Linked DNA regions of Mus musculus: region 1 is linked to region 2. A link is a loop called in an ENCODE intact Hi-C map of the cell type or tissue named here. Cell type or tissue: heart. All regions are shown on one strand. Links, peaks and the distances in the headings refer to the core of each region. The heading gives the core; the rest is flanking DNA. Region 1 overlaps Itga8 (integrin alpha 8). Region 2 has its middle 160 kb from the start of Gm34768.

Region 1 (17,209 bases), core at 5,546-13,545, 92 kb before region 2:
TTAATTCTAACAAAATATTGAGGGATTCTTTTACAATAATAAATTTCTAGAATGCCGTAAAGAAAACTTTCACATTCTAGTATGGGGGCTGGGGAATGGCTTGGAGTAAGTGCTGTGCAAGAATGAGGACCTGCACTGGGGTCCTCACAGTGCATGGAAAAAGCTTTTTGTGTAAGCCACTGTAGCCCCAGCACAGAATGCCAGAGACTGGGGTTCCTGAGGCTCCCTGCATGTCCAGCCCAGCATAACCAAAGCAGGGAATGCAAAGGTCAGCAAGCTGTCCTGCAAGGAATACAAGGTGCCGAAGTGACTGAAGAACACATCTCAGCATCAAGCTCAGGCCTCCACTTCCTCCACGAGAGAGGAGTACATATGAAAACACGTGTGCACATGCATGTGCCACACATACATGCACACATGAGGCCACAAATTAATGTATGTCTATGTGTTCACTGCAAAATGTATGTCTATGTGTTTACTGCAAATGTCAAGTTAATTTCATACTTAGATGATGGCAACACTTTAGCTCCACCTCTCTTGCCCCTTGAACTTTCTATAAAACAATTCTATGCCTCCGTCATACTTGACCCTTTCCGGGTTTGATTCTGGCTCTGCTCCCTGCAGTGAATCTAGAAAGAAGGAACATACACAGAGTAGCTGCTGTTCTTTGCAGGCAGCTTTAACCAGAAACTACTTTTTCCAAACTGGAGATTGAATAGAACTCACGGGATCCTAGATGTATTTATACACCAACACACAACACAGAGGTACATACACATATTTACAAAAAGAATAAGTAGCAGGCTTTATGAATGCACATAGGTGTATGTGCATTCAACTGTTTATGCCCATTCAAGAATGCTCTCTACTCTGCCCCCTAGTGTCCAAGATGTGCAAGACTGTAAAACAGTGGCTGTAGAATAGACCAGTAACTAAAACTGCAGAGCTTCTGCGTCTCCACTCTTCACTCCATCATTTCACCCAGCCTTACTGACAGTGTCGTACCATGTGTTATATATATCTTTAGATAACTTCAACTTGCTTCCTTTGAAATCAGTGTAATATATGAAACCAGTTGCATATATTAATAGCAACAGACATCCTTAGTGGGCCCTCATCAGTAATTAACCTAATATTTCATATTACAGAGTGTCCCACCCTCCGCAGATTGTTCTGCCCATCCACAACTGGGAACCAGAAAAGAAGCCACACAAAGAGGAGGAAGTCGGTCCTTTGGTTGAGCATATTTATGAGGTATCCACTTCTTTTTAAATTGTTATATGATTAATTTATGTGTTTGAGAGTTTTTCCTGAACATAGTTCTGTGCACCTTATGTGTACCTAGTGCCTGTCAAAGCTAGAGAGGGAAATCTGATTCTCTGGAACTGGAGTTACAGATGGTTGTAAACTGCCTCATGGGCTCTGGGAACTGAACTCAGAGCCTCTGGAAGAGTGACCAATGCTCTTAACTGATGATCCATCTTTTCAGCTCAAGGTACTATACCTTATATTAATTTTTGAGGTTTTATTCATATACCTTTTACTAATAAGAAATTCATAGAACCTTAGGTCCAACCTTTGTAATTTGTGCTATTATGGTACCATTTTTCAATGGCTGCCAATGGTTATTTATAACCATAATCATGGACACTCAGTCCTCAGGGGTAAGAGTGACAGTCTTCTCTTATTAAGTGATATTTTAAAAATAGTTTGTCTGTTTTCCACATAATATTTGGGCAACCTATACATTAAAATAAAAACTAGCTCCTTTGGTTGTATTTCTTTTCTTTTCGGCTCACATTTTTAGATACTTATGTATTTATAAACTAAAATAGTATATATAAGGTACTATTCGAATACTTTATGAATGAATTATTTATTACTGTACCAAAATATAGAAATAATTTATGAGGAAGAACATGACAGCATAATTATACTTTTTACTTGTGTAAGTGAAATAGGAAATGAATAATTTATCCCAAGATCTGAAATGCTCTGTGGATTGGTAAACTCTCTTCAGAGGCAAACAGCAAACCACAGAAAGAGCTGGAGGTTCTCTTCCCACACAAAGTGTTAAACTGGAAATAGTGGAATGATTTATTGACATTACCTAAAATACTTAAGCTTTTAATGAAAAAAATGAACAAATAGTCAAGGCTCAATTTAGTGTTTATTTAGGTTTTTCTTTAAAGTCAATGCCACCAGCCCTGTAGCAATTCATTTTCAGAAAACCCAGCATAAAATAAAATATATAGTATAGATAGATATAGATTTATAGATAGATAGGTAGATAGATAGATAGATAGATAGATAGATAGATAGATAGATATAAAGTTCTAAGAGACTGTTTGATTGAGATCCTTTTCCATTCATTGTCTATTACCTCATGGTATGGACCTCATGGTATTACTCTTTCTCTTTCTTTCTCTCTCTCTCTCTCTCTCTCTCTCTCTCTCTCTCTCTCTCTCTCTCTCTCTCTCTTTCTTTCTCTTCTTACTGAAAATAGATTTTATATATATGTATATATATGTATATATATATATATATAATTTTGATTATGATTCCCCCAACTCCTCCCAGTTCCTCTCCACTTCCCCACTCACCAGTATCCACACCCTTTATTTCTCTCTCTCATTAAGATACCAGCAGGCATTTAAAAATATTAAATTAGGTTAAGAAACCAAACAAGTAAACAGAAGCAAAAGAGCCAAGGACAAAGCTCAAGAAAACACAGATAGCCTCAGAGACATGGATACATTTGCACATGCAGAAAACCCATAAAAACACAAACCCAGAAACCATAGTATATACACAAAGGGCCTTTAAGGGAAACAAACAGAAGCCCTGACAAAGTATTGTAAGACAAACCTTAAAGTTCCACTGTGTTACCCACCTACTGCTGGGCATGGGATCTGACCTTAAGAGTGGTTGCTATACCCAATGAGACTCTGTTGGAGAAAACTGTGCTTTTATTTGCAAGTGGTTCTCTATTGGAGATAGCTTCTGGGTTAGAGGTGGGGGCTTGTGTCCGCTTCCTCTCTCAGCACTGGGATCCCACCTGGCAAGGCTGAATGCTGCCACAGTCTCTGTGAGCCCATGTGTGTGCCGACCCTGCTGTGTCTGGAAGCTCTTGTTTCCTTGGTGCCCTCCATTCCCCTGGCTCTTTTAACTCTGCCTCCTCCTTTTTAGAGTTCCCTGAGCGTTGGGGGAGAGGGAATTGATGGAGAGAAACATTTCGTTTAGGACTGAGTGTTCCAAGGTGTCTCACTCTGCATATTATCTGCCTGTGGTCTCTGTATTTGTTCCCATTTAGTGCAGGAAAAGTTTCTCTGAACATGTCTGAGCAAGGCACTGAGCTATGGAAATAGCAGAATGCCATTCAAAGTCATTCTATTTCTTTTTGGGGGTTTTGTTTGTTTGTTTTGTTTTTTTATAATGGAAAAATATTTTTATTAGATGTTACTTTTTAAATTGCTAAGAACTTTAGTCAAAATATAAAACTCTCCTTGCTTCTTTTTTTTATTGGATATTTTCTTTATTTACATTCCAAATGTTATCCCCTTTCCTGGTTTCCCCTCTGAAAATCTCCTATCCCCTCCCCTCTCCCCCCTGCTCACCAACCACCCACTCCTGCTACCTGGCCCTGGCATTCCCCCACACTGAGGCATAGAGCCTTCATAGGACATAGTGCCTCTCCTCCCATTGATGACTGACTAGGCCATCCTCTGCTGCATATGCAGCTGGAGCCATGAGTCCTACCATGTCCTTTTATTTCTGAATGTGGCTTTCATCTTATGTAATTACACTTTTTTGGCTGTAATAAAATACACTAACATCAGTGACTCAAGAGATGCTTTATGTTAGCTTATAGTTCCACAGGAATATAGTTCATCATAGCAGGAAAGACATTGCAGCAGGCAGGGAGGAGAGCATGGAAGGAACAGAAGGCTAGCTGGTCACATTGCATCTGTACTCAGGGATCAGACAGAAATGCATGTACGCATACGTGGTCAGCCCACCTTCTTCATTTTTGACAGTCCAGGGTGACCAGTACCACCTACAATTAAAAAGGAGCCTTCCGTATTACTACAAGACTAAGATAATCCCCCACCAGACCAGAGACCCATGTCTCAGGTGAATCTAGCTTCTGTCAAGTTTACACTTAACCCTAGCCAACACAAAGGGCCATGAAGAGCAATACATTCTCAAACTTGAGCTATTCATCTATAGGGAAGAAGTGATAACTCCTGACTAGTGTTGGCTCAAAGATTCCCTTCCACTCTCTGTTCAGAAGCCCTGGCCTGAGCTTAAGCTGTTGTAACAACAAAAGGACATCACAATCCCAGGAAAACTCAGGGCAAGAACCTCACAGGGAAAACAGTAAGCTGTCAAATCATTAACTGAACCGTGTGAGCCAAATTCTTCTTAACAATGGTAAAACTTCAGAGCTTAGAGAAAAAGTTCAGATTCAATCATTTATGTGCATTCTAGGATTAGCATACACATTATAAAAATTTAAAGTAGTCACCAGGATGTCAAAAAACAAAACAAAACAAAAAACTAAAACACCAAATATCTCTTACATACTAATTGCTAATCTCAAGTCTTAAGATACGCTGTCAGTGGACGCTGTACTCTTAATGATGTGAATTAAATAGGCCATCGAGTAGCAAAAACAGAAAATTTGTTGCTTTATGATGATTTCAGAACTGAGAAGGGACAAAGATCTCTACTACTCTTAAAAAGAATCTGTAAACTCACCCACTACCTTCCACTGTGCTCAGTGTTTGGGGGATGTGGTCTGTGTCCTCTGAGTGGAACTCACATGTTTAAAATGTTCATCTTCATGAGGTATGGGCTTCCTTTCCCTGGGATTTGTTAATGTAACTAGTCAGCTTGCTCCAGGAATCCCAGCTTTGAAACATGCACTTGCAGAGAACTTTAGGGCACACAGACTGTCTTTGGCACTTGATGGATGGCCATTTTCCCAGAGGGTGAAAGAGAGTGCCTTGCAGATGGTTGCAATTGACAAGCCAGTAGTCAGGCGGGAGGCAAATTCCAATGTAAAGAAAGGATCGCTACATTTTGGAAGCATATAATTAAAATAGCATTTCTAGTGCTACCATTGAATTTATTTCAGTCCGAGGTAAGCATAGCTATGCTTGTACATAGTAAGTACAGACTGATCTTCTCCAATCTACAAACAACAACATGTACTCCAGAGTCGAGTTGTTTTGAGCATTCGCATGATGCTTACTGCAAGCAGAAAATACCAACCTGACCTCATGGGTCAGACTGTAGGCAAAACGCCAGCAAGTTAAAAAAAAAAAAAAACATAAGAAGCTGCACAGGTGGCTTAAAGCCCTTGCCATGTAGGGTGGCAACCTGCATGTCATCCAGTGTTTAGAGAGCAGAGATGAGAGATCCCTGGAGAAAGCTGACTAGCTACGTGAGTCCCATATCAGGGAGCTCTGGGTTCAAGGAAGATATTATCTCAATGTATAAGGTGCAGAGAAGTCGAGGAAGACAGTTGATGTCAACATCTGGCCTCTATAGGCACATATCTGAACAGACATCTGCACATGTACATGCACACACATACGATAGATAGATAGATAGATAGATAGATAGATACATACATACATACATACATACATACATACATACGTAGACAGATATTTAAAAGGTTGCCTTCAAGCTATGCATAATAAAGTGTGAAGGAAACATCAGATTTGTGATTATAGGAGATTCTCATACCTAAGGTTTTGCATTCTGTACGTGCAGTATTCTGAAGTTTAAAGGACTTCTGGTCCCAAGCATCCCAATATGAATTGCTCCACTGGCATAGTCTTTGAATAACCCATGCTGAGAGCTTCCCAGCCTGAGTCTGCCCTGAATGTGTACATACCATGATTTCAGAGCGCCCCAGGCCTGGCTAGATTCTGTGTTCTATTCCCTACTACCATAGTTAAAGCTGATAAGATGTGCTTTTTAAAACAGACACATGATAGACATGTCATTCCCTAATGTGCCACATTCTTGCAGCTGCACAATATTGGACCCAGCACCATCAGTGACAGCATTCTTGACGTGGGCTGGCCGTTCTCTGCACGGGATGAGTTTCTCCTCTATATTTTTCATCTTCAAACTCTGGGACCTCTACAATGTCAAACAAATCCTGAGATCAACCCACAGGATATAAAGGTAGGACTACAGTCTAAACAGTGGCTTGACCTAAATTGCTTAGGTCATCCCTGAGCAGACCATTTCTCTTTTTAAAGGGTCTAAGCAAGTGTAGTCTTGGCCTGAGCAAGTGTTTTCTATCCATAGCAACCTGGCAGTTATTGAGCCGCGATAGGCAACTTCTTTTATTTTAGTTAGGTATTTATTTCATTTACATTTCCAATGCTATCCCAAAAATCCCCCACACCCTCCCCCACCCACTACCCCACCCACCCACTCCTACTTCTTGGCCCTGGCGTTCCCCAAGTTCTATAGGTTATTTGATCAATAGCCCCAACAAAGCCAAAATCATAACTAGGTATGCCACATTTGGGAGAGTTAGTATAAAATGCTATTTTTAAAAGTCTTTTTTGGTATATTGCCCAAAGACATGAGGATCTTTGCCAAAATGAGTTCTCACAGCTGTTGTCAATAGCACGTGGTAAAATGGGATTTGCCAAAGGCTCTCTCAATGCCCTGAGAACTCCCAGACTGGAATGCGTGGTAGTGAAAGCTTGAAGAGACGCTCAAAGCAGTGCAGTACAGACTTTAAGTGCTTCTGGGGTCTAGTAACAAGTGTGGTCACGGAGTGACCTATGGAGCCAATGGCACAGCAGGGTCAGAGCGAGGCCATGGGCCTACTATAACACAGAGCCAGAGCGGGACCTGAGAAGCCTATTAGAAGCAGGGTCAGAAAAGGGGTTTGTGGAGAGGTATTAGAAGGCAGGGTCATAGAAGAGCCTCGGGAACTAGGGAAAGTGTAAGAGGCCCTGACATAGGGTCTGTAACCATGCAGGGTCAGGGCGGAACCTGGGGCTTCATTGGAAGATGCCTGGGAGTCAATTGAGAGCAGGTCTGAGCTTCTCCCTTCTGTCCAAGCAGCTTGTCTGCTGGTCACTTGTTCATCACCAAGTGTCCCAAAGCCAGATCCCATCCAGGGTAAGGACCAAACTGAGCTTAGGCTCCTAAGAAAGGAAGTAACATCACCCCTTGAAAATGTCACATTTGCATGAAAACAGAAATGGAACTTTGTGGATCAGTTATGTCCTCAGAAGACAACTTTGCTGGAGAACATTCTCCTAGTAGCTACAAGGGCCCAGTCAGTGTCTCTGGTGTAAGGACAGATGTCCTGAACCCCAAACTGAGCCATCTAGGACCCAGGCATAGGCCCAGGGTCACTGCCATCATGAATGGCTTCCTTTTTCAACCCCAAATGCTCTGTATGTAGAGGCAAGAGGACTCTCCTAACAGGAGGCTCAGCAGTAAAGGACACAAGAGGTAGTAAGCGTCTCTCTTTATGCAGAAGTAATAAATAAAGCCATTGTGTGTCATGAAATGATTTCAAATACTTCCTGAAATAGTTCTTCTCATTTCTTCCTTCCTTACCCTTAATCGAGATGATTTTTGACTTCAGGGACAACAGCTTATTGAAGAATAATGTCTTTGAATGTTAGCATATACTGTAAGTAACCAGATCTTCACAGCAGCACCCTTAACGTATCTCTCTCACACACAGAGTCTTGAATCACATGCTCTAGTAAAAGACCCCTAACTCTCTTAGAGTGTAATGTTTGCCTTATGTCTGACATTGTTTATATATGTTTGTATATATTATGTAACTTGTTTAATGTGCACTATGCTGGCTGTACAGGGCTTTCCCCCTCTGTGGCAATTTAACAATCATTTTCAGTGACAGGGACAGTGCTAACAGATAACTTGCATTAAACATTGACAGATCCCTGCAAACTGAGTGGTAGTGTGCACTAAGCACCTGGCTTCCTTGTTTCTTCCTTATTCTTTGGGAGTGTTCATAGTCTTACATAAAAAAAAAAAAAATCTGCCCAAGGCTAGGAAATTCTTTTAATGCAACTTGACTATGCTTTTTTCTTTATAAAAGAAAAAACAACTTTCAATCTGTGAAAACTGAATATAAGATTTAATGACAATATGAAGTAATAGCTCCCTAAAATAGCTTAATTAGAATAATGTATGAATTCTTTAAATATGGGAAAGCTGAATGTCTTTACTTCCAGGTTCTTAACATATTTCATTGAAATTTACTGTACTCTATATGTATGAGTGTTTTGTCTGCATAGATGTGCATATACCACAAGTATGCTGGATGCCAGAAAATGATATTAGGCCATGGGAACTGGAGTTGGAGATGGTTATGAGCCACTGGATGGTTACTGAGAATAGAACCCAACTTATCTGGAAGAGCAGCCATGCTCTAACCCCTGAGCCATTTTCCAGCCTCCTTAATACACTTTAACAACATTTACTAGGTTGCCCAGGGAAATTTCAAAAACCTCTTATTAATAAATAGCTATTAAGGGCGGGAGAGATGGCCCACCGGTTAAAAGCACTGGCTGCTTTTCCAGAGGTCCAGAGTTCAATTCCCAGCACCCACATGGTGGCTCACAACCATCTGTAAAGGAATCTGATGCCCTGATGCCCTTGTCTGGCCTGCAGTTGTACATGCAGCAGAGCACTCAAACTTTAAAAAAGATTGCAAGAGGTTCAAAAGATTTAAAAAATAGATATTAAAATGTTAATCTTTATTTTTATGTCAGTGGCATTTATAATTGAGATTGCTTGAATATTATTTTTTCTTAAGATATTAAATTGATTAGTGACATAGCTAGTAAGTTACTCAGCAAGTTTATTCCTTCCTAGACAATACAAAGATAAACAACTTGTTCTGTTTTGAGTATGAGTAAAAAAAACTAGTGTAAAGTGAATTGTAAAATGTTTTCAAACACATAGGTTTGAATTTTTCTAAATGGTAATATCAAGGCTAATTGATAACTTATATATTGTTTAAGGTGTGCATGTATGTGTGTGTGTATGCTTCTGTGTGTCTATGCTTGTGTGTGTGAGTCTAAGTGTGTGTGCTTGTGTGTATAGTGTGTGTGTATGCAAATGTGTATGGTATGTGTATATAGGGTGTATTTGTACGCTGTGTGCATGTCTGTGTGTGTCTCTGTGTATAAAGGTGTATGGTATATGTATATAGGGTGTGTGTGTACACTGTGTGTGTACGCTGTGTGTGTCTATATGTGCCTTTGTGTGTGTGTGTGTGAATACGTGTATATGCTTGTGTATATGTGCTTATGAATGTGTCCACATGAATGAGTGTGTCTGTATGTGTGTATATGCTTGTATGTGTTCTTGGGTGCATGTATGCTCTGGAGTGTGTGTGTGTGTGTGTGTGTACAGGCTTGTTGTTGCCTGAGGTTGGAGATTTTCATGAACCTTAGAGCAGACCAATCCAGTTAGCCTGGATAGCCAGTGAATTCCAGGAAATCCTCTTTTTCTGCCTCTCCAGGGCCACTGGTATGGCAGACATGGGCCTGGTGTTTGATGTATGTGGGCACTGGGGATTAGAACTCAGATCCTCAGAGATGGAAGGAAAGATAAATGTTTTAGAGTCGAGAATAAAGTCCCCACATGCAGTCGAAGTTTACTTAGCAGGCAGGGTGAGGCACAGAGCCTTACTCTCTGCACTCTGGTTGGAATGTGTGAAATGGGTCACCAGTGTAAGTGTTGAGGGGTGGTAGGACCTTTACGAGGTGCTTGAGGCTGGGGCTTCTGCACTCTGGATGGGTTAATGCCATTCTCACAAGGGCAAATTCTCAGGGCAGTCGGTAACTGTGGGTGCAGGGGGTTAAGCCACTGAGATGGCCTCCCCAGCTTTGCTTTGCTTTTGTTTCCTCCCTTTCCATGTGCCCCTTTCCTAACCAGGAGCCAAGAAAGCAGGTGAGTAGCACCCCTCTGCTCCTGGGCACATACCATGTCGGACTCCTCAGCCTCTAGACCCTTGAGCTTTCCGGTGTATGCTACCCATTGTCAAGGACTCTGTCCTAACAACTGTAAAAGGTCAGGCTACCTATGTGCAAATTTTCCTTTTCTTCTTTTAGTAACATTACAGTTTTAAAAAATATATTTTATTGTTCTTTGACAATGTCGTACATGTATACAATGTACTCTGATCATGTCTACTTCTAACTTCCCTGGTCCCAATTTCACCTGGAAATATCAAAACACATCTCCCTCCTGCATCACACTCTTCTCTCTGTCTATCTGTCTGTCTGTCTCTCTCTCCCCATCTCTACTTTTATTTTTTAGTTTATATGCTTTTTGCTGTTTTAAGAGAATATATATTTACATTTATCTTACAGTATATTTTGATCCCATTCTTTTTCCTCTCCTAACTTCTCCTAGACCCTCCTAACTTCCCTGCTCACCCAACTTCATGTTATTTCTCTCCCTCAAAATATAAAATCAAAACAAACAAAAAAGACCAAAAAAGTCAAAATAAAACAAACAGCATAGACACACACAAACATGGAGTCTATTTTATGTTGGCCAACTACTCCTGAGTATGGAGCCTGCTCTGGAATGTGGATAATATATCACATGTTCATTAGAGAAAAATCAGTTTTCTCTAACAGACTCATTCTCTTAGCAGGTATTAGTTGCAAGACAGTTTCTTAGTAAGGGATGGGATTTTGTGTCCATTTCCCTCCAATGTACTGAGATTATTTCTTTCTGGCTTAAACCTGTGCATGTCTTGTACATGCTATCAGTCTCTGTGAGTTTATATGTTGTGTCTAGAAGATTCCATTTCCTTGGAGCCATCTACCACCTCTCTCTTCCTTTTATAATCTTCTGCCAGCTCTTCTACAGCCTCGAGGGAAGAGATTGGATAAAGATAGCCCATTTGGTATGGAGTGCTCCAAAATGTCTCCCTCTGCACATCCTCCAGCTGTGTGGTCTCTGTGTTATTACCATCGAAGGCCAGAAGAAACTTCTCCTCTGTCACATGAGCTTTACACACCCTTTAAAAAAGGAACCCTGCTGAGTCTAATTGGGGCTGCCCTTTTTGCGCATGTGCACAGGGTCATATACCAGGGTATGCGCCATCTACCAGTGGCCACGCTTCCAAAGAAAAGATGATACCCTACCCAAAAGTCATCAACTGCCAATTTTTCATCATCTTGGGATGGAGCCTTGTGACCACCTCCTCTGTCCACGGTGGAGTTTTAAGTGGCTTGAGCCTGTGTCATTTTTGTGTGGGCTACCTTGAGTCCATGAGAGCAACTGCCTTGTCCTATCAAGAGGATAACATTTCACAACACCCCTCCTTGTCCCGCAACTCTAACCCCCTCTTCTGCAATGGTCTCTGAGCTTTAGGACCTGGAGGTGCTGGAAGTGGTTCAGTTAATGATATAGTTTAGGGCTACATAGGTTCTCCCACTTAGGGCTGAGCACTCAATAGTCATTCTCTCCTTGTCAACACTTTGACCAGCTCTGAGTCTCTGCATTAACTATGGCCTGCTCTGCTGTGCCTTAGTGGGTGCGTCTTGAAACATCTGGCCATTAGCTGTCCATCTTCTGCCACCATTCCTGGGATTTCCTCTTAGACATCAATGGCTGTGCCTAGATATTCTAGTCAACTTGTTCTCTCTCCTGTGAATTCTTGGCTGTGCTCATTTATGACTGAAAAGATGTCTCAGCAGAACCCTGTAACCAGCTCTTCTTCTCCCTTTTATGATTTTCTTTTGTTCTTTTGTTCTGCTCTGGTTTTTAAAATTAATTGTTTTATTTATTTACATTCCAGACAGTGGCCCTTGCTTCTGGTCCCTCCTCCCACAGGTTCCCATCCCATCCCCCTCTCCCCCTTCCATGGGGCCTCAAGTCTCTACAGGATTAGGAACATCCACTCCTACTGAGGTCAGACAAAGTAGCCCTCAGCTACATATGTGCCCCAGAGCCATGGACCAGACCATGTATGTGCTTCAGTGGTTCAGTCTCTGGGAGCACCCAAGGGTCTGGAGTAGTTGTAAATATTGGTCTTCCTATCAGATTACAATCTCCTTCAGCTCCTTCAATCCTTGCCCTAATTTCTCCATAGGGGTCCCTGACTTCAGTCCAATGGTTAGCTGTAAGTATCTTCATCTGTCTCAGTCAGCTGCTGGGAGAGCCTCTCAGAGGACAACTGGTAGAGCCCCAGGAGGACAAAAGGCTCCTGTTTATAAGCATATCACAGCATCAGTAATAGCATCAGGCTTTGTTGACGCCCTCCCCCCGCCCCTGCCACCCCCCATGAGATGGATCCCAAGTTGGGCCAGTCACTGGACAGCCTTTCTTTTAGCCTCTTCTCCATTTTTGTCCCTGCAATCCTTTTAGAAAGGAACAATTCTGAGTTGGTTAACCCATCCCTCCACTTGGGACCCTTGTTTATCTACTAGAGATGGTCTCTTCACATTCCCTCTCCCCACTGTTAGGCATTTCAGCTAAAGTCATCCCCATTGAGTCCTGGGAGTCTCTCACATCCCAAGTCTCTGGGACTTTCTAGAGGGTCCCCCATGGGGATTGAGGCATCCTCACTTGGGTCTTCCTTCTTGTTAAACTTCTTACCGTCTGTGGGTTGTATCCTAGGTATTCTGTACCTTTTGGCTAATATCTACTTATCAGCAAATAGATACCATGCAAGTCCTTTTGGGTCTGAGTTACCTCACTCAGGAGGATATTTTCTAGTTCCATTCATTTGCCTGCAAAGCTCACAACGTCCTCATTTTTAATAGTTCAGTTCTGTTTGATACACGTTCTCACTATGCAGGCCAAGTTGGCCTCTAACTCTCCATTCCCCAACCTCAGGCTCCTGGCTTCATGGATTATGGGGTACACCACTGTGCCCATTTCTATCACACACTAATGGAAAAGAAAGCATTCCGATTTCCTGAGAAGCGTTTTCTAGGCCACCCACTACAGGAAACCAGAGACACCAGAGAGAGAGAGAGAGAGAGAGAGAGAGAGAGATCCTTTGAAATGATCGAGGGACTCTCCTGGACCTTAGCAAATGTTGACTTTCCAGATTCCCTCTATAAAAACCTGTCCCTACCTAAATATTCAACATCACTGAGCAAACAAATAATTTTTCTACTTTTTATAATCACTTATATGGCCATTGTCCTGGATATTATTATTTTTTATTATAAATACACAGCTTTATAGCATTAAAACCACATTGAAGCTTAAATAGGGTTTTTCCCACTAGGGGTGTGTGTGTGTGTGTGTGTGTGTGTGTGTGTGTGTGTGTGTGTGTGTGTTTACTGGCTTGAGTACTGAGTTACCATTTAAATCATGATTTTTAAAGAGAAATGCTTCCTTAATGCCAAATATCTCCCCAAACCCTCTGAAATTTGACCTGTGTGCAAACAAAGTAGAGTTCCAAGTTCAACATAAGCCTCAATGTCTTCTCACATGCACATCAGGGTCCAGTGAGTCTGACCTCAGCAGGGCTCAGTTCTCACAATAGAAGCTGGCTATTCTATCGAGTTATTCCAATGTCTCCCAAGTTTTAAGGAGGGATGCTGAGTGCCTTTTAAAGCACTAGCATAATAATTCTAACCCGTGGTCACTTTAGGCAACAATCAACAAACAATCTCACCCACTTCACCTTACTTGTTTCCCAAATATAGAACATCAGCGTCCAAGGTAAAGCAGGGGTGACCACACAGAGACACTGCTAGACAATAGTGCCGTTTTTAATTTTAATTTAGATACCTACATTAATCACAAGCTAGGTTATTCAGCTTGGTCTGTCAATGCTCAGGGTCTGAGGAGAAGTATAAATGTAAAGAGAAGAAACAGTTACACAGCCCCTATTTTTCTCAGTCAAGGAAAGCCAATGCCCTGCCTAGGTCAACACAGAGCAATAGACGTGGGATCAACATTGGCAGCCCAATCGGAAGGTTGGGGTTCTGCTATACAGTGGTTCTTTCTACCTCCTGAGGTTGGTTACCAGCTTTCTATAACCTCATGAGAAGAAGCAGACACCCATGAAGGTTCTGCCTACACGAATCATGGTCTAGGTCAGAAAGAAAAGATTTTAATGTGGCAGTTTTCTCCATGCCACCAACTAAAACACTGAAGCATTCAACTGTCTGCGGCATTAAGGCTGATCCATTAAATCAAATTTGTTCCAGCTCCTTCTTGGAATAAGATTTTTAGAGTTGAGAAAAGTGCTTCTCAACTATACTAAAGATGGTAAAAAAATTTTTTTCAAACTACCAATTTTGTTATTTTGGTGGACTTTATTCTGGGGGTTGGATAGCCTTCCAAACATACTACGATCTCTAGATAAGATGAGGTTGAAAAGGAAACCCGAACAAGGAACCACAAGTTTCATGAAGAATAAAGCATTTTAAGTTTTTTTTTGATGGGCAAGATTTTATAATAAACAGTCAAAGTATGAGCTAACCAGAGTCAGGAATACGGCTGAAGAACAAGACCCTGTACTTGGGGAGACAGGCAAAGATGCAGAGAGCAGCCTGCATTAGAACTCAAGATTACCTCCCAGGAGTAATTGCATTAAAAGGAGAACCCTTGGGTATAAACGGGCTTGCAGAGACTAGACCAGGAAGCCTGCATCCTAAGCACTCCCCTTGGAGGTATGGAAGGAGGTCGCCTCTGAGTCTCCCCTTGCTTCAGCAAGACTGATCCCACAGGAAGTCCAAATTGCAACCAGATCATACAGATCATACAAACAGTGATGGCAGGCACCCAGAACCCATGCATCTGCCAAGGATTATAGCCCTGCAAATAGTTTTCTAGACTCAAGTGGCCTGCAGACAGTGGTTTGGCAAATTTGCATAGTTTGTCTTATCCTTAAGAGTTTCTTTTCTGTTAACTGCCTCTGTATACTGGTTCCCATCAACTCAAAATGGGAGACATTTGTTAGCTCAAAACAACAACAACAACAACAAAAAACCTCAGTCTCTCTGCCACCATCCTCCTCCTAACCATGAAATGAAGACATAGAGACATAGAGGGAAAAAAAAAACAACAACAACAACAAAAAAAAAAAAAACAGCTTTTAGCCTGACCTTTGTCATTACCTAATAATTTCTTTTCTTGCCTTTTGGAACCATTTTAAAAGGCTTGGATATTTGCAGCTATGGTTTATTTCAAGGCAGAAGCACTTTCGGATGGCTGTGACTTACCCCAGTCATGGTCAGGTGTGAGCTATAAGCCCTGCCTCCTCCTTTGAAGGCAGTCAGGGCTTCAGTTTGAGTGATGACCTGGGCCTGGTTTTCTCATGCAGTTAAGATGCTGAAGTTTCCTTCCGTGCTTCCTACTGAACTCATGTCTTCCCTCCTAGTGTAATGCTAGCAGCCTTCAGGAATTGCTCCCTCCAGCTCATAACAGTGCCTGAGGATCCAATTCTTAACCATCAAACAGAGCTGATTCTTTAGACAATGCTTTCACCTTTGCTCGATGAGAATGTCTTCAGCATTGCTTATGCATGTGAGCCTGTGACTGCATATCCATGTGGATGCATGATGCATGTGTGTGTTTATGTGTACTTGTGCATGTGTGTCTATGCATGTGCATTGACATAGAGTTTCGTTATATAGCCCAGGCTTATTTCAACCTTAAACTCCTCCTTCTTCATTCTGAAAAATGCTGGTATATTATAGGCATAGACCACCAATCCTGGCTGTAGACACACATTTCAAAAAAAGCTTGATTACCAACATATTAATGGCAGAAAGGACAAGCACCTGAGTACAGGGCCATGTGAGATGGATCTGGGTGCACTTGCTGGTCAGCTGAGAGGAAGACATAGTCAGAACCCTGGAGCTTCCTGGCCAGCTGGCCTAGGCTACTGGCAAAGTTCCAGGCCAATGAGTGACCTCTCTCAACCAAAACATGGTAGGCACCTGAAGAATGACACCTGAGGTTGTCCATTGTCTGCCACCCATGTGCACACACAGGTACATGTGAGCACCCACATGCATGATGCACATATAACATATATGTGAACACATATGTGTGTACATTCCATAGAAATTATACAATGGAAAAAAATACATGCAAAGACTCAGGAAACATCAACTCCATCAATGGAGTATGATGATTCTTCTAGGTAGCCTGTGAATAACTCTTTCAGGAAGAAAAAGATGGGATGTCCCTCTGCCCACAAATTCTTAACATGTACAACTTAATTGCAGGGTACACTGGCCCTCTAGGCTGTTTTGCAGATTTAATTATAATCCATGAGTATAGTCTGTTCGTTTGTGCATGCTAGGAATACCTGAAGTCCAAAGACACATTACAAACAAGAGAACAATGGGGTATAGTGCTTAAGTCTGGGTTCGCAGGGCAATCAATCTCACTTCATGCCAACCTCCTTCTTCAAATTCCATTTTTCCAACTGCACTGCACATTCTAACCACATATTGTTCCTTAAGCCTAAACCAGATTGAGGAGTTTGGGGTATATTGTGAGAATACAAAGGTCTTGTTGGGGTCAAAGTCTGAGGAGCAGCTGGAGAAAGGGGATATTTACTAATAATTCTTTCCTTGTTGCAGAAAGCTGTTTGCATTTTCTCAGGCAGTCACTGTGGGGTTTACTCGGAGATTCTCACGGCATTGAACCAATTTACTCTCTCGACTGTGGATCTGCCTCAGCCTGATGCTCAGAGACCAGCCTCCCTTACCACTAACCATCTCAGGCCAAGGAGAAGCATGGTCTGCGAGGCCATGGCCAGCTCAGAAAGAGACCCTAATATCCATCTAGAAAATGAATTGTAGTTGTTGCTTGCACTTCTTAGACATCTCCCCTCTTAGGTTTTATTTTGTGAAATAATTTCTGGAATGCTATTTCAGAAAACTGGCTTTGTAAGCTACTTGAAGACATTCTGTCTACGCTGTTCAACAGTGGCATATTTTTCTATCTGCAAAACAGGGTTATGAAATGAAGGGAACAGGTTCCACCAACCCCTGTCTTGCAGGATCCTTGTTTTATAGCTCACAGGAAGACCTGTGCTTCATCCAGAGACCATGAATCAGTATTGCCAAATTATAATGTACTCGAGTACATACGATTTTTTTTTGTTTATTCCCACATAAGTCACATCAGATGAAACCACACAAAGAGTTCTTGGTTTGGGGCCATTGTTTTATTAATACTGATA
Region 2 (15,057 bases), core at 2,518-10,517:
TGCATTTCTATGACTTTCCCAATAACTTATTCCCTGCTAGGATTATCTTTCTAATATTCCTACTTCTCTCTACTTCCTCTCTTCCCAAAGTCGGTGTGGTGTGAGCATCCCTATCCCCTGAAGGTGTCAGCGCCTGCTCCCAGCCCAGTCCTCTCCCTGCTCTAGGTTGCTGGACCATTCTCCGTGTTCTCATAGCTTTCCAGTTGCTCATTCTGGGTTATGTCTCCACCTTTCCCATTACTCACCAATAAAACAGGGACTCTGTGTTTGCTCCAGTGTCCCTGGGCTCAGCACTTTTGCTAACATGTCAAAGTAGTTCACCATTAAGAGAGTGTCCTCCTTGTCTGGGATACATAATAAGAACAATCTTCCAGTCAAAATAGCAAATTAAAATAAAAAGAAGTGATGGCTGATCCAATCCTTGCAGGTTCAACCACATTCTGTTATGGAAAGCCTCGCCTGTTTCAGACTAGCCACGGTTAAGCAGGCTGTGCTCCCACACAAGAAGAGTTAACCTGTGAGAATCATGTTTTCCCTTCCCTGAGGACTGATTGAATTCAAGAATGCAAGCCCAGAAAATAACACAACACAATTGGGAGCTAATGAAGTACTCATTGTGACTTGCCCTGGCTGTGCCTCTACATGCAAGTAATTCTGTTTACATCTCTACGAGAAAAATCTGGGATTCATTTTTGTAAACTCAGAGCAGAAATCAGCTGCCTGGAGACATCCTGACACTGTCACAGCATTTTAGGGAAATTCCATGTAGTGCATAGTTTCTGATTGCCCACCCCCCACACATACTCAAAAATGTGTCCTTGCCCATGAAGGAGAATATGAGACATCACCTATGAAGGCCAGTTTAGGGTTGATTTGTTCCTAGTTCCCAAAAGAACACGGTCATGTGAATTCTATTTATAGGTTAAATTTGGTTACCACAAAAATGTTCAATAACAGAAAGATGGCTGTGCCCCAAGGGAATAACCTACTCAAAGGAAATCTATTGATCACTGAGAACATGCAGGCCTCGGAAGATTTAGCCCATGTCTTCCCTGGCTGGAATTTGACCTGTGAAACCATACACCACCCTCGCCACACAGATCAGTTGTGGAGCAGGGCTTCCTTAATCCAAACCTCATTTGCTGCTTTTCCCTCATCTGGCCCAGCAGATGGTATTTCAAGAAGCTGGCTTGAGTTAAGATAACTAGACAGCCTCGGTGGGTAGAAACGTGAATGGCTGAATGAGGCCAGGGTGAACTCAAGTGGCCTCTCTTCCAGAAAGAAGAGGAATGGAACCCATATAAGGTCCTGGGGTAAAATCCTTCTCCTCCTGCCCCAAAAACTATTAGAAGAATGTTATAGTCCGAATAAACAGCAGCTCACTCTGAACATGAATAGCTCACACAGTGTTCTCCTCACTTGCATTTCTGTTTGCAATCTCTCATTCCGCACATTCTCATTTGAAAGACTGAAACAGCTTAGGTATCAAAGTTCTATAAATGTGAAAACTTTCCCTCTCCAGGGGCCATGACGCCAATCATGTGACAACAAAGATAAGATTTTCTTGTCTTTTTATCATTCATTTTCTGCTTTGCCTTCATCTCTATCCTTGGCCAGTCTTTAGAAATTCATGGATAATCTCTAGACCCTTTATAATTCCAAACTAATCCAAGTACACGTAGATACTCTCAAAGGTACAGGCCAGCACCAAGAACCAGGAGCTCTGAAGTATTATCAGATTTTATGCCAATCCCCATATTGAGGGATTGGTTTTGTTTATGTTTTTCAGAACATCTCAACATAGGGGATACTCCAGTCTACTCAAGTCACAAACACCTCCTGATTGGTCCCTGAGCATCTCATGAGACCTCAGAGAGTTGTGAATCCTCTCCTCACTCCATATGACAAGGGCATAGGTATAGAAAAATTACAGGGCATAAGGTTCAATGCAACAAAATGCCCTGTCTTTCTGTGTTAACTAAAATAGTGTAGAAGTCACAGAAATGGAAAGATGGACCAGTGAAAAGCAGTGAACACCACAGGAGAAAGAATTTGCAATAGGCCTTTCTGAGGGCCAGTAGAGAAGAGTATCTTGGAAAGAAAGAAAGAGAGAGAGAGAGAGAGAGAGAGAGGAAGGAAGGATGAAAGAAAGAAAGAAAGAAAGAAAGAAAGAAAGAAAGAAAGAGAGAAAACAGAAGCCCCCACTAGAAAATGAGCAAAAGATAAAGAGTCAATTCACAAGAGGAAAGGGAGAAATAGTAAACTGTTAAAAAAAAATCAAAGAAACTCAAACTAAAAATCAATAATATATCATATTCACCTATCTGATTGGCAACCAAAAAGAGTGATACTGCCCACACATTACAAGGTGGAGGAAAATAAGGCTCTTTGTCCTTTTCTTTTTTTTTTTTTTTTTTTTGTGGGAATGGAACTTGCTACCCCATCTCTTGAAGGGAAGATAATAGTAAGCTTCTGAGTGTAAAATGCATATATGCATATTCCATTTAAGCAGTGATTCTGCTTCTGGGAATTTGTACTAGGGAAAAAGGCAGATACGGAGCAGAAAAAAACAAAAACAAAGCAGGCAACATCATTGGCTCTGCTCCAAGTGAGATAGGAGCAGAGACACTCAATGAGCCCTGGGTGCCAAACAGAACAGGGGATTCAGGTGAACTTTCCAAGAGGAAAGGATGCTGTAAGTGTGTCTGGATATACAGGTAAAAGGAGGAACAGAAAAGAATGCCCAAGTAGGTATAAAGCCAAGAAAGAACAGTATCAAATTGCTAACAAGGGCTGGAGCAAACATCTAAAGAGAGGAGGACAAGAGGAGACCTAGAGAGGTAATAGTGGCAGGCATTAGCCATGGCAACCACCAATGCCCACTTCTTGGGTTTGATCACATGAACCAACACAGCTGCTCACACAACTTATCAGAAAAATATTGAAACTGGAACCAGGCCATGGTGAGGCATATGTGTTTTATCCCAGTGGCCACTGGCCAACCATAGATGCTCTCTATATTGTTATTTGCTATCTGGGAAGTTTTCCTTGGCATAGTGTGGAGAGTACATCAGAGACTGCTCAGGCAGAAAAGAAGAAAACAAGTCACAGATGACCGCAGGACAAGCTGGGGAAGATGGCATGGGAATCAGTCAGAGGTGAGATTAAAAGATACTTGAGAATTAAAAATCATAGGCTTGAGTGGCCTGTCACACAGAGTGATAGAAACAGAGGTGTGAACATGCCTCCTGACTTCCAATTGGTGGCATGAGGTAAGAGCATGGTAATATTTACCAAAATTGCCTGGTGCCTACTTCCTAGGGAACATTCTCTTGGCCCCTATATTTGATTTTATTTTCCCTCCTCCATGAAACTTCATAGCAAATGTCTTCAGGATAAAGTTCACTCTCCAAGTGCCTATCCAATGTGAGAAGCCATGAAGTCTTCATTGGAAACTCTCACACATTGCTGTTATCTGAAATTTGCCCGTTTCTGTCTTATGGCTTATAAATCACAGACACTTCCTTTGTCAGTCTCCAGCAGCAAAGGCCACACACACTTTCACACTCTGTACTGCCCAATGTCCTTGGGTGTGGTGGACATTTAAACAACGGCAATAAGGAAAATATGTGTCTCTCCCCTCTCTTCCTCTTAGAATTTGGTCTTTTCAGCTTTAAGAATAGAAACATCGTGTGTTTTGTGCCCCAAAAGAACCTCAGAGAATTGGGACAATGTTTTTGGATGCCCACAGGAGATTCTCTTTATCCGTAGCTAGCCAATAACAGCACAGGAAACTACCTTAGGGAAAACATGGTGATGAAGCAAGAGGGTCTTATTACCACTTCCTTTTTATACCGCACAGAACACTGTGAGAGTCATTTCCAGAGGAATGTTTTCCAAGTATATATAGTCAGGTCAGCTTGGTGAAAGTGTGTTTCCAAGATAGACTGATAAACTCAGCAAGATAAAAGGGGTCAAATGGACAAGACGAATTGCCTGGCACTTTTATAGATACCACTTGCATGCACTGTTGGAAGCAGTTGCATGAAAACTCAAGCATTGTGTGGGCCTATTTCATTTTAAAGACTCTAATGGATAATTTGAATCTAAAGTGAAAATTAGAAACGTGGAATGGGTACTTGCTGCACCTGATGCTACACCTGATGATCTAAACTCAGTCCGCCAGACCCATGTAAGTGTGGAAGGTGAAAAACAGTTTCACAAATATATCCTATGACTTTCACATGCATACTGGGGTGGGTGCATACACATATGTATGTGTGTGCACACACTTATAATAATTTTAATTACTATTGTTTTTTATACATGAGTATTTTCTTTACATGTACAATGTGTGTGTGTGTGTGTGTGTGTATGTGCATCTGGTGCCTGAGAAGGCTAGAGGAGGGCATTGGATGCCCTGGAACTGGAGTTAAACAGTTCTGAGCCACCATGCTGTAGGTGCTAGGAACTGAACCCCAGTCCTCTAGAAGAGTGCCCAGTGTTCTTTATCACTGAGCCATCTCTTCAGCCCTAGTAATAATATTTTTTAATTAGAAAAAATAGTTTTAACTAGAGAAAGATTGTTTATGCAACTATAATCTTCTTAATGCTACTGGAAGTCAGAGGTAAACACATATTTGTGCAAGATATAAGGCTGATCCTTGATAAAAGTTACTCAACCTGACACAATGCTTCAGCCATTGTAGTGACACAATGAAGCCCCTCCTGAAGTTGGCCTTATTTTCAAGATCATCACAGGTCAATCCTCAGTTTCTCAATGCACCAACCCCGCCCCAATTTTTTTTCCAAAAAAGGCTTCCATCATCAAATTATTTAAGAAATGCTTATTATTGCAATTTCTTGGAGAGTCACTATGCCCAATGGTGGCTCTAATGACGCCATTATATGTAAACTTCCACTATTATTAAATTCACTGTTTTAACAACTTCTTTGGACATGGGGCCTTTAAGAACTAGAGATACCAAATCAAAATAGTGTTTCCCACTAGGCACTTAGAGAACCTCGAGGCCTTTGCCTCAGTTTCTAGTCTTTCCTCCTTTGTCACCTTGTTACTTCAACATTCGACAGCCTGAGGACACATTTCCTCAAAGCCCATTGAAGAAATCATTGATTTCCTTTGAGATTCCTAATAAGTGATTATTTTGTTTTACCACTCACTGGGAATTCTTAGACATTTACTGAAGCTTTTGAAGTAAAACGATTTAGTTAAAAACAGCAGTGAAAAAGTCGCAAACCTCCTGCCCACACATAGCCAGCTTACTCTTCTGTCCACATCTCCTGTCTCCGCCAAAACAATAAAAGTTTCTCTCTCTGTCTATCCCTGTCTCTCTCTGTCTCTGCCTGTCTTTCTGTCTGTCTGTCTATGTCTCTCTCTGTCTCTCTGTCCTGGCTTGGACGCTCTATAAAGTCTGTTGGGGGTTGCCCTTCCCAAGCTGGGCCCCTTCTCATTAGAAATCAAAACAAATGTTGCTTCTTCCTCCCTGAGCCCCAGGCTAGAGTCAAACTTGAGCTCTCCTCGTTAACAGAGCCCAGTGATTTTCTTTTTTTCCCACACTCTGCAGCAATTATGACTCTGGGCAAATATCATTGTCTTCTTCATCTCAACCACATGATAAAGTTTGCAGAGTCAAAAACGCTGTCTATCTTACCTCCTTCTGCATGCCCCAAACCCTTAACTCATTCGCTAGGACATAAGCAACCTGAATAGAAAATTTAATGAATGGTGTGTGTTTGTGTATTTGAGTGCACATATTTGTGTGTATGTGTGTGCATATGCATTTGCATGTGTGTTATATGTTGCATGTGCATGTGTGTTATATGTTGCTTGTGCATTTGCATGTGTGTTATATGTTGCACGTGCATGTGTGTTATATGTTGCATGTGCATTTGCATGTGTGTTACATGTCTGTGAATCTGTGTTACAAAACCTATGGCACTGTTAACCTCATTTCAAGAATAAGAGGAACAGCCTGAAAAATCACATCAACTGGGCATCATTATACATGGTGTTCTGTAAGAAACTATAGGAAAACAAGACACAGAAAATTTAGTTTCTGTCTTCAGTCACCTTTCTACTGACCTCAAATATAACTGACCAGTTGGGATACCTAAGTACATCATAAAGACTGAGTGGGCTGACCAATTCCTGATCAACATTTTAACTGGGTGCCCCAGTGTTTAGTCAATGAAAAGTTTACCTTGGTCCCCCAGTGCCAATGGCTTAGAAGAGGCTAGTTTTCCATTGCATAGAGGGTTGCCTGGAGGATATTGGATAAGTGTGCTTCAGCGCCGCCTCCCTGTGCAGGCACTAACACACCAGGCCCAAGGTCAAGAGCTCAGGCATGAGCAGGCTGAGGAAGTTGGGGGTGGGAGCTGTACAGAGCTGCTGGTGTGTGTGCTATCAGCCGAATGAAGAACATCTGGGTCCTGTCAGTGCTTCCCAGAGCTCTCCTTTGTCTAACTGCAGTACGAGCAAATTAAGATTGATAAATTGTCTAGCTGTTCCTGGCTTTAAAGATCCCAGATGTGCTGTTAAATTAATGGTTGCTCTATCTCCCCTCAATCTGACACCAAAACAGAGCCTTGAAAACATCCCAGACCCCAACTCCCCCAGTCATCCCAGTATATGGGGGCAGTGTGGCTTCTTTTGGATGGATTCCAGTACACAACCTTGTCCATTCAGTAAGTTGTTCTGTGTGCATGTGCTTGTGTGTGCATGTGTACAAGAATAATCATAGACATATGTGTTCAGACCAGAAGTCTTCATAGCCATGGGAAGTATGTACGCTCATTCTGGACCAACATTTTGCTATACATCTGGAAACACAAATTGTTGAACTTACCCAATGTTCTTAAACAACCAACTGTTCACTACAGAATAATTCCAAGGAGAAGTGAGATCATTTGTGTCATTTGGAAACTATGGCTTTACAAAAATATAACACAACACTAATAATACCTAAGATTGTTCTGTTCTTACTCTTTGGCACTCAGTCCAATAACCTGCTCTCTCCATGGTGGACAGACTGTTATATTTATATCAGTAGGAAACAATCAACCACAGCTTGAGGGAAAGAATCCTAGGCACTTTGCTAACATTTCTCTGAGATTCTAGAAATCAAACGAAATAGGAAATGGCTCCCCAATGCTCATTCTGATACCTCGGTCTCCAAGTCCAAGAGGAAGGAATGTCTCTCACAATGGTGTTTACTTCAAATGCAACTAACAAGAAGGAAGTATTTTAACTAATAGCTGAGCCTTGTAAGAAGACAGCAAGACCAAAAATGAAACAACTACAGCAGAATATGAGAATACATGCCTGGGAAGATGAGGCAGGAGGATTATAAGTTTGAGGCTAAACTGGCCTATATACAGCCTGTCTTTAACAACTGCCATTGGAGATTTCAACACTGTTATAAAATTAGAGAATCATGCACCTATAATCTCAGCTACTCAGGAGGCTGAGACAGGAGGATCCCTTGAGTTCTATTAAAGCAATAGGCATTCTGCCCCACACTGTGTGGCCCCAGAGCAAGAGTTCAAAACCAGCCTTGGCAATAAATCAAAATTCCCCCAACCTAATCAAATTGGAGAACTGTGGTATACAGTATGCCCTCTGTCCCCCCACTGCCAGAGAGAAAATTCTAAGGGAAAAGATGGGCAATTGATCTATAAGAAATGTACAATGCCAGGCAATGATTGATGCTTTTTGGAAGATTAAAACAAAAAACAAAAAACTAAATCAAGGAAACAGGGAGAGAATGATGGGATGTTACTTCAGATAAGGTCCTCCGAAAAGGAAAACTCTCACTTAGAAGACACCAGAGCAGAGTCATGAATGAAGTGGGGGGCGGTGGGGGGGAGCGGGGAGGAGAAAGGGAGGCTGTCTGGTCAGCATCATGGCCCTGCCTTCTGTTTCCCTTTAGAGTCTCTAGATAACTATCAGACAGACCACACTGGAGAGAAATCTACCGGTCATTTCAGAATGCCAATCAGAATTTCAACTTTGAAATAAAAAAAATAATAATAATAATAAATAAATAAATAAATAAAAGAAAAACTGGGAAAATCTACTAACTTCTCTAAACTACCATTTAAGTTTAGGAATTGAAAAAGGCCAAAACACCCTAGAGCCTGAAGTATTCCAGTTATCATTGCAACAGACAGAATGAAGAATATCCTGAAAGCAGAGATGGCGATGGCACAGAGTGGGTAGCCGCAGAATGGAAGCAGGTTCTCTTTAAGCAAACATTGTCAGATGCTCCTGGCCCACTTGTGATTTCATGGGAGGCAAGCCTGTCCAAGCTAACCAAGCTAATCCTTTAGGGTCAGACTTGTCCCCAAGATGGAAAACATAAGCTCTGTCACTCTTTTCAAGGTTTTATGAAAAGTCTCAAGTACACAGCATGAAGCAATGATAGCATACTGACCCATAATCAGGACCCCAAAATTGACATTTTTTTTCATGTTTTTTTTTAAACTAGATAATAGGTACATAAATTTTTAACTGGTTGAAACACACACCAAATGCTACATCTTCTTGTGTTTTGTGCTAAAAACTTAATTTCTATTTCACCTGCTTGACTTCAAGACAAGGCAGTTTGGTCTAGAAAGGAGAACAGGTTACTTAATTGCCTGCCCTTCAAGTATAAGAACCTGAGTTTTGGTTCCTAGCCACGTAAAAGATGGCCATAGCAGAAATGCTTGTCACCCTGGAGTTGGAGAACAGAGATTGGAGGATTCCTGGAGCTCATTAGATGCCAGCCAACCTTGCCAAACCGAACAACCTCCAGGGTTCAGTAAAACAGCCAGTCTCAACACACACACACACACACACACACACACACAAATTGTAAAAATTGAGCAAAGTGACATAATGACATAAATAGCTAAGGATATCTTGTTTTTCTCAGATCAGATCTTTCTTTCCAGAAGTCACTTTATTCTAATTTTAGCCTTAAGCAATACTTGAAGCAATGAGTGCTGAAAATATTTGACCCAACTTAGGTTAAAAAAAAAATCTTTAACATTGGAATGTCTGTGACTCCCATACTCTATCATTGACTTTAGCCCTTTAGATGAAACAGTGAATGCCTCTTTGTAGAGTTCCTATGGCTGGAAAAGAAACCAGTGAGGTGTGGATAATTCAAGTAGCCCATGTATCACGTGAATAGCCGGCCTAACTGGCATCTAATCCAAGTAGTTTCCCAGTAGCAAGGATTCTCCACTGACAGGTCTGGACAGAGTCTATCTCTAACTGTTCTTCCACAAAGAGTAGGCTTTATCTTTAGCCCGGTACCTTTCCAGTCTTCTCCCAGAAACACACCAGCTTGCTTTTGGTTTTGGTTTTGTTCTTGTTTTTGTATTTTTGGTTTTTTCAAGACAGGGTTTCTCTGTATAGCCCTGGCTGGCCTGGAACTCACTCTGTAGACCAGGCTGGCCTCGAACTCAGAAATCCGCCTGCCTCTGCCTCCTGAGTGCTGGGATTAAAGGCGTGCACCACCACCGCCCAGCTACACCTTCATTAAAAAAAAAAAAAGTGTTAGTGATAATCAAATTCTGGGAATTCCTGATTGTCTGTAAGATTAATTTTGGAGAAAAAAAAATCTAATCTTATAAACAGCTCCTTTCTTGTAACTCTCAGTAATTGGAAATGTTCTCCAAAAGTCTATCATTTGCTTCTGTTTTAGATTCTCTTTGCAGTGACTTAAGTTATTCTTACAGAAAGGTTTTGACACCTCTATGTAGTCATGGAATATGCCAACAATGACCACAGTTTTATGTCTGGTACTTTTCAGATCAAGCAAAAGAGGCCTGCTGAGCTCCGGCCCTGGCTCCATTCAGCATAAGACCTCCTACACAGCCACTTAATTAACCCCCTCCAGCAAATAAGGAGACTGACAAGGATACTTTGTTTCTCTGTGTCTTCAAATTAGCTATGGTGTGACAGAAGTGATGCCTTGGCTTCCGTGTCCCCAGTGACATTTCTATTTACCTTTCCAAAGAAGCGAAAAAGGCCAAAAAGGTTGGTGAGAATCTAGACTTTAAGTAGCTAGACAAGGTTTACAAAGACCCGGTTCTCTTTACACATTCCACTCCTAATCTGCCAGTAGAAGCCACTAGCTTCTCTGTTTGTACCTCCAATGTTCCAAAGATCAGTTACCCCCCAGGGTCACAGAGAAAAGACAGGGACAACATTTAGAAAAATCACACTATTTGTAATCTACACAATCGTCTCACTTTCTATTCTTTGCCCAGTTGCCTCTTGCTCACCTCTAACTTCTATCAATATGACCAGCAAGCCACACATAAACCTCTGAGGTATGTTAACCACTTCTATTCTTTCCTTTGAGATGGCTCCAGATTGGTCACTCTCATGCTTGAGTCAGACTGGAGAGCCCTTACCAGGGAAAAATTCATATTCTCATTTCTCAAAAGCTCATATTCCCATTTCTCAAGGGGGCCTTGCATTGCCCCAGCCACTTGTTAACAAGAGCAGCAGCTGACCTACATGTCCTGGACATGCACAGATGGGACACAGCACCTGCGCAATAGCATAGGGAGATAAAGCAAAGAAGAGTCCCTGTTCCCAAGACTTCTCACAGACCATATAATCACACACACACACACACACACACACACACACACACACACACCCACACACACACACACACACACACATGTGGCCAGTCTCTCTCTCTCTCTCTCTCTCTCTCTCTCTCTCTCTCTCTCTCTCTCTCTCTGTTTTCTCTGGCTATTTGTTTTTATTTGTAGTTCATAATCAAACATCTGCATGTGAGTTTTGCTTATCTTTGAGCTTCACTTCCTTTGATAACCAACTCAGTCTTTGATCCCCAGTTACAATATTACAAGTATATTATTTTTTAAAGAAAAAAGGGGAGGGAGAGAGAATAAAAGGTGTCTGTGAGAGAGAGAGAGAGAGAGAGAGAGAGAGAGAGAGAGAGAGAGAGAAATAGGTCAGAAGTGTTGGATCCCCCAGAGTTGGAGTTACAGGTGGTTATCAGCCACCTAATGTGGATGCTGCGATTTAAACTCAGGTCCTCTGCAAGAGAGCTCTAACCTCTTAACCGCTGAGCTGTCTCCTCACCATATCCTACCCACATCAAGTTAAAATTTTTAGATAGAACTGCTGATAGTTCTGTTTCAGACAGTTTTCCAACCACGCCCATTATACACATCCAAGGAGCAATATCCCATAGTCCTTAGAGCACTCGCTCTTATATGGGCTCAGGGTAGAGCAACTCTCTATGACAGCATAGAATGAGAAAAGGCACAGAATATTAAATTAAATACATTAGGCACCCATGAAGACTGACCAAGGTATGTTAACATGAGGCTGCTACGTGACTATTTAGAGGGACAGATACTTCAGTTCAAGAAGTGGGAACCAGGAGGGGCTGAAAGCTGTGTCCTGGAGCCAATCACTAATCACATTCACATCAAACCTACCTTATATGAACTGGCCTTGAGGCAGGATGAAAACCATGACAACAATATGAACTGCAGGAAGAAAAGAAAATTCCTCACACTCAGGAGTCTGATTAAGGCCTGTCTCTGTCTCTGTTACTGCTGACAGCCCCATCTGATAGCAAGACATACAGGGTACACTGAGGAGACCTGATGCCTCTCTGAGATATGGGCCCCTCCTTTATCCAGAGTCTCCCCAGTGACCCAGTACATTTCAGTTGCTGAAACTTCCCTGAGTGCATGATGGCTTCCTCCAACCTTTCTTCCCGTGGTGCTCCCTGGGTTAGAGTCTGCAGTAGTATGATTGCTCTCAGCCTGTCCTGGCTCCCAGACCATATCCTTCTTCAGAGGTATCCCTCTACATGGATATGCTCATATCATCGGCCTCATCTTCACCTGTCAAACTCATCTTAGTGTCTACTTTTTCCAGGACTCAGACTATCCTAGCCTGGTGGCCCTTCTGTGAAACACAACTGTGGCTGGAGAGATGTAGAGGACTCCCTGGTGACAGGCCCTCAGCTGGTCTGAACACCAGGCATGTACTTTCTTTTCTAGTCCAAAAGGGCAATGCTTTGATGCTTTTAGACACACATATTGAGAGAGAGAGAGAGAGAAAGAGAGAGAGAGAGAGAAAGAGAGAGAGAGAGAGAGATGCAGACAGACAGAGACATAAACACACACACAGATGGGGAGAGGTGGGAGAGAAAGACAGAAAAAAGGGGGAGAGACATTCAGAGACAGAAAGAGAAGGAGAGAGAGAGATGAAGATGGGTTGGGGGACTTCTTGCTTCAATTTCTGTTAAATTTGTCCCAGTTTCTCCCCTGCCTCCAGCCATGTGTGCATCTTCAGCACCTGACCTGGTACATACTTCAGTACAGATTATAAACTTCATACTTCATTTTTGTCCTCTATAAAAGAAAAAGTTTCCTGTGAGATTTCAAGTATAATTAATCCCTTTCTTTTCAATGTGACCCTCCTCCCCAATGGCTAGGGAACCTTTTCACGCTGTTTTTAACTCTCTCTTGGGTTTCTGTCCCTATTCCACGGGAGGTTTGTCAGTCTTTCTCCACCTCAATAACTCCTTTGAAAGTAGCAGTGAGTCAGCCTGGTTGCTGACTCTTCTGCCGACCTCATCCTTGTTAAAGATGTTTGAAATCCAAATGTTCCCCTGCTGGACTATGAAGGATCTCTCTGCTGCAAGCTAAAGGAAGGTGGGCCTGCAAATACAAATTCAGAATTTCTAAGTGGAAATTTCAAAAAATTCAGGAAGAAAAATAAACAACTCTCCCTGGAAGAAGGCCCTCTCTTTGATGACCTTTGCTGATCCAGGAACTCCTTGGGGGGTCCTTTCCACCTCTGGACATAGGGCAGAATCCTGGGGAGGGTCACTGCCCCAGATGTGGCTGGCGCCTCCTTTTGTCCCCTAAGCTACACACACACACACACACACACACACACACACACACACACACACGCACACGTCTTATTTTATCTTCCTGGTGATGTAAGCTTTGGCACTGACTCATGGTCCTTGTGGAGGTTTGCGTGAGTAACTGAGCCAAAACCCTTATAGAGAGATGCACAGAGTGATTCGGAGAGCCCCTGAATATGTGCAAACAGTACCTGCCATTGTTTTCTGCCATTTGATTTTTTTAACTCTTCCTCCTGTTTCCTTGCCTAAGGCAGCAAAGCTGTCTCCAAACGCTATACTAGGAATTCTCGGGTTGTAGCCAACAGGAAGAACCAGAGGCCCAATGCCACATCTCACAAAGCACTGGCCCAGGCCTGGTGGGACAAGAGAAGACCTCACTCCTCCTGCTGTAACTGTGATTCCCAAGCTATCCAGTAGATCTGGCCAACAACTATCAGGGCACCACATCAGCTCAGAGTCCAGTCCCTGCTTTAGCAGAAATGACTAAAATAGAAGGCTTTTCTAGACAAACAAATAACAGATTTTTTTTTTCTACTGCTTGTTCCTGTTTCTATTTTACTGTCCTTGGGGAATGTAGAAAAAGCAAATATTATCTATAGCGATTTCCTCTTATTAGTGACCACATGCAGGAGGCTTTATGTCCCCAAAGAATTTGTGACCTTTCCCAAGAAGACTTTCTCTAATATCCTCTCTCCAGTTATTTATTGTGACACTTCCAAAATAAACAACCATACAACCAGACACAGCCTGGATAGAGATGCCTGGAGTGAGGAGGGACTGCTTTCTAGCCATCTGCATAGAGAAATGGAATGATACCTTAGTCTGCTGAACTCAGTTGAGTTTTTCCAGTCACCCTTAAAGGCTGCAAGACCACGGGTTCCCCAGCTTCCTGTTCCAACTAAGAGGCAGCCACTTTGAGAGACAGATATCCCCATCCCTAAATGTAAATCTCTTGTGGCTATCCACAGGGTTCATGCAGCATTCAGGCAAGGTCTGGGATTTACATAGTGTGTTGAAACTAAGCCTTCAACAATTGTTCATCAAGTTTAATCTTAGCTTACAAATAGCCCTGCTAAGAGGTAAGGAATTCTGTCCTTCTTGGTATAGATACAAACCCTTCCATCTAAAAGCATGCTTTCTAAATCTAAACTCCACTGCAGATGTCCTAAAATGGAAGAAATCAAGCAATGAGATGTAATGGAAGACATAATTAATTGTCCTAGAGCTAGTGACCAAAATCACAATGAAGCAGGTCAGTCCTTGAAGACTTGAGTAATCCCTGAGTGACAGAAGAGAAACAAGAGCAGCCCACCACCCCGCCACATTTGAGGGTTTAGACACATCTTACTGTGTACCCTAGAGATGTCTCCCAAAAGCTTTGATATCTCCAGAGACAACTTCAGAAAGGAATGATGACTTTGTAGGTGAACCTTGTATGAAGCTACCTGCATCCCCGAGAAATCACTAAAGCTAAATTCTCTAACCTGAACAATGCAATGAGCCCAAGAGGCCCAGTGGCACACAAAATAGGAGTGGAGTTATTGCACCAACCACTTCATCACTTCTACTTCATGTCACATGAGATGAAGTGATGAGTGGGTCCCATAACACGCTTTTAGAAGCTGCTTTTACACTGAGCATTAACTCCTCCCTTGGGCTCAGAAAGTAAGGACGTGCAAGGTGAGAGCAGGCATCTCTGCCTTCAATCTCTTTCCGTCTCCTTTACCTTGAGTTGAACTCCTGCCTAACTCTGCCTAATTATGGTAACCACTGAAGGAGTGTCTGCCTATCTAATCTATCTCACTCCTTTTCAAGGCTACAGGCATGAAGATAAGTCATTGTCCTAAACAGTGAGTCTGCTTGTATTTTGGAAACAGCAAGGCCTTGTGGGCAAATCATCCATGTGATGAGGCTGCACCCTAAAGCAGAAGTGGTGTATCCTCTTAAACAGTCAGGGCTTGGACTACCTTCAAGGCTGAAGCAGAGACAATGACCAAAGAAAGCCCCCTTTGACCATGAACACCGCTATCCACATGCTTTCTTGTTCCAAATTCTTCTCTATTTAAAGCTAAATCTCATGTCAGTACCCAAAGATGAACTTGGGGTCAATGGA

Evidence for each region. Hi-C counts contacts between places; a loop is a spot of excess contacts. Peaks named below come from ENCODE experiments on the same cell type or tissue, not always from the same donor. Only the 100,000 strongest peaks of a DNase experiment are listed, where the experiment ranks them.
Region 1: a loop joins it to region 2, with 3 times the contacts of the local background. A loop is called at or near these places in 3 of 42 quality-filtered maps.

What each region holds. Positions count from the first base shown.
Region 1 is chr2:12,144,367-12,161,575 of GRCm38, reverse strand. It overlaps Itga8 (integrin alpha 8), which reads left to right. Exons shown (of 30, transcript NM_001001309.3): 24 at 1,149-1,254; 25 at 6,046-6,204. Among named protein-coding and RNA genes, the nearest start is that of E030013I19Rik, 150 kb to the left of the region's middle. In heart, for the core only: no CTCF peak of the experiment used is centred there; no DNase peak of the experiment used is centred there.
Region 2 is chr2:12,051,895-12,066,951 of GRCm38, reverse strand. No RefSeq gene overlaps it. Among named protein-coding and RNA genes, the nearest start is that of Gm34768, 160 kb to the right of the region's middle. RefSeq lists an enhancer at 1-1,767. In heart, for the core only: no CTCF peak of the experiment used is centred there; a DNase peak (open chromatin) is centred at 6,371; H3K27ac peaks cover 316 bases.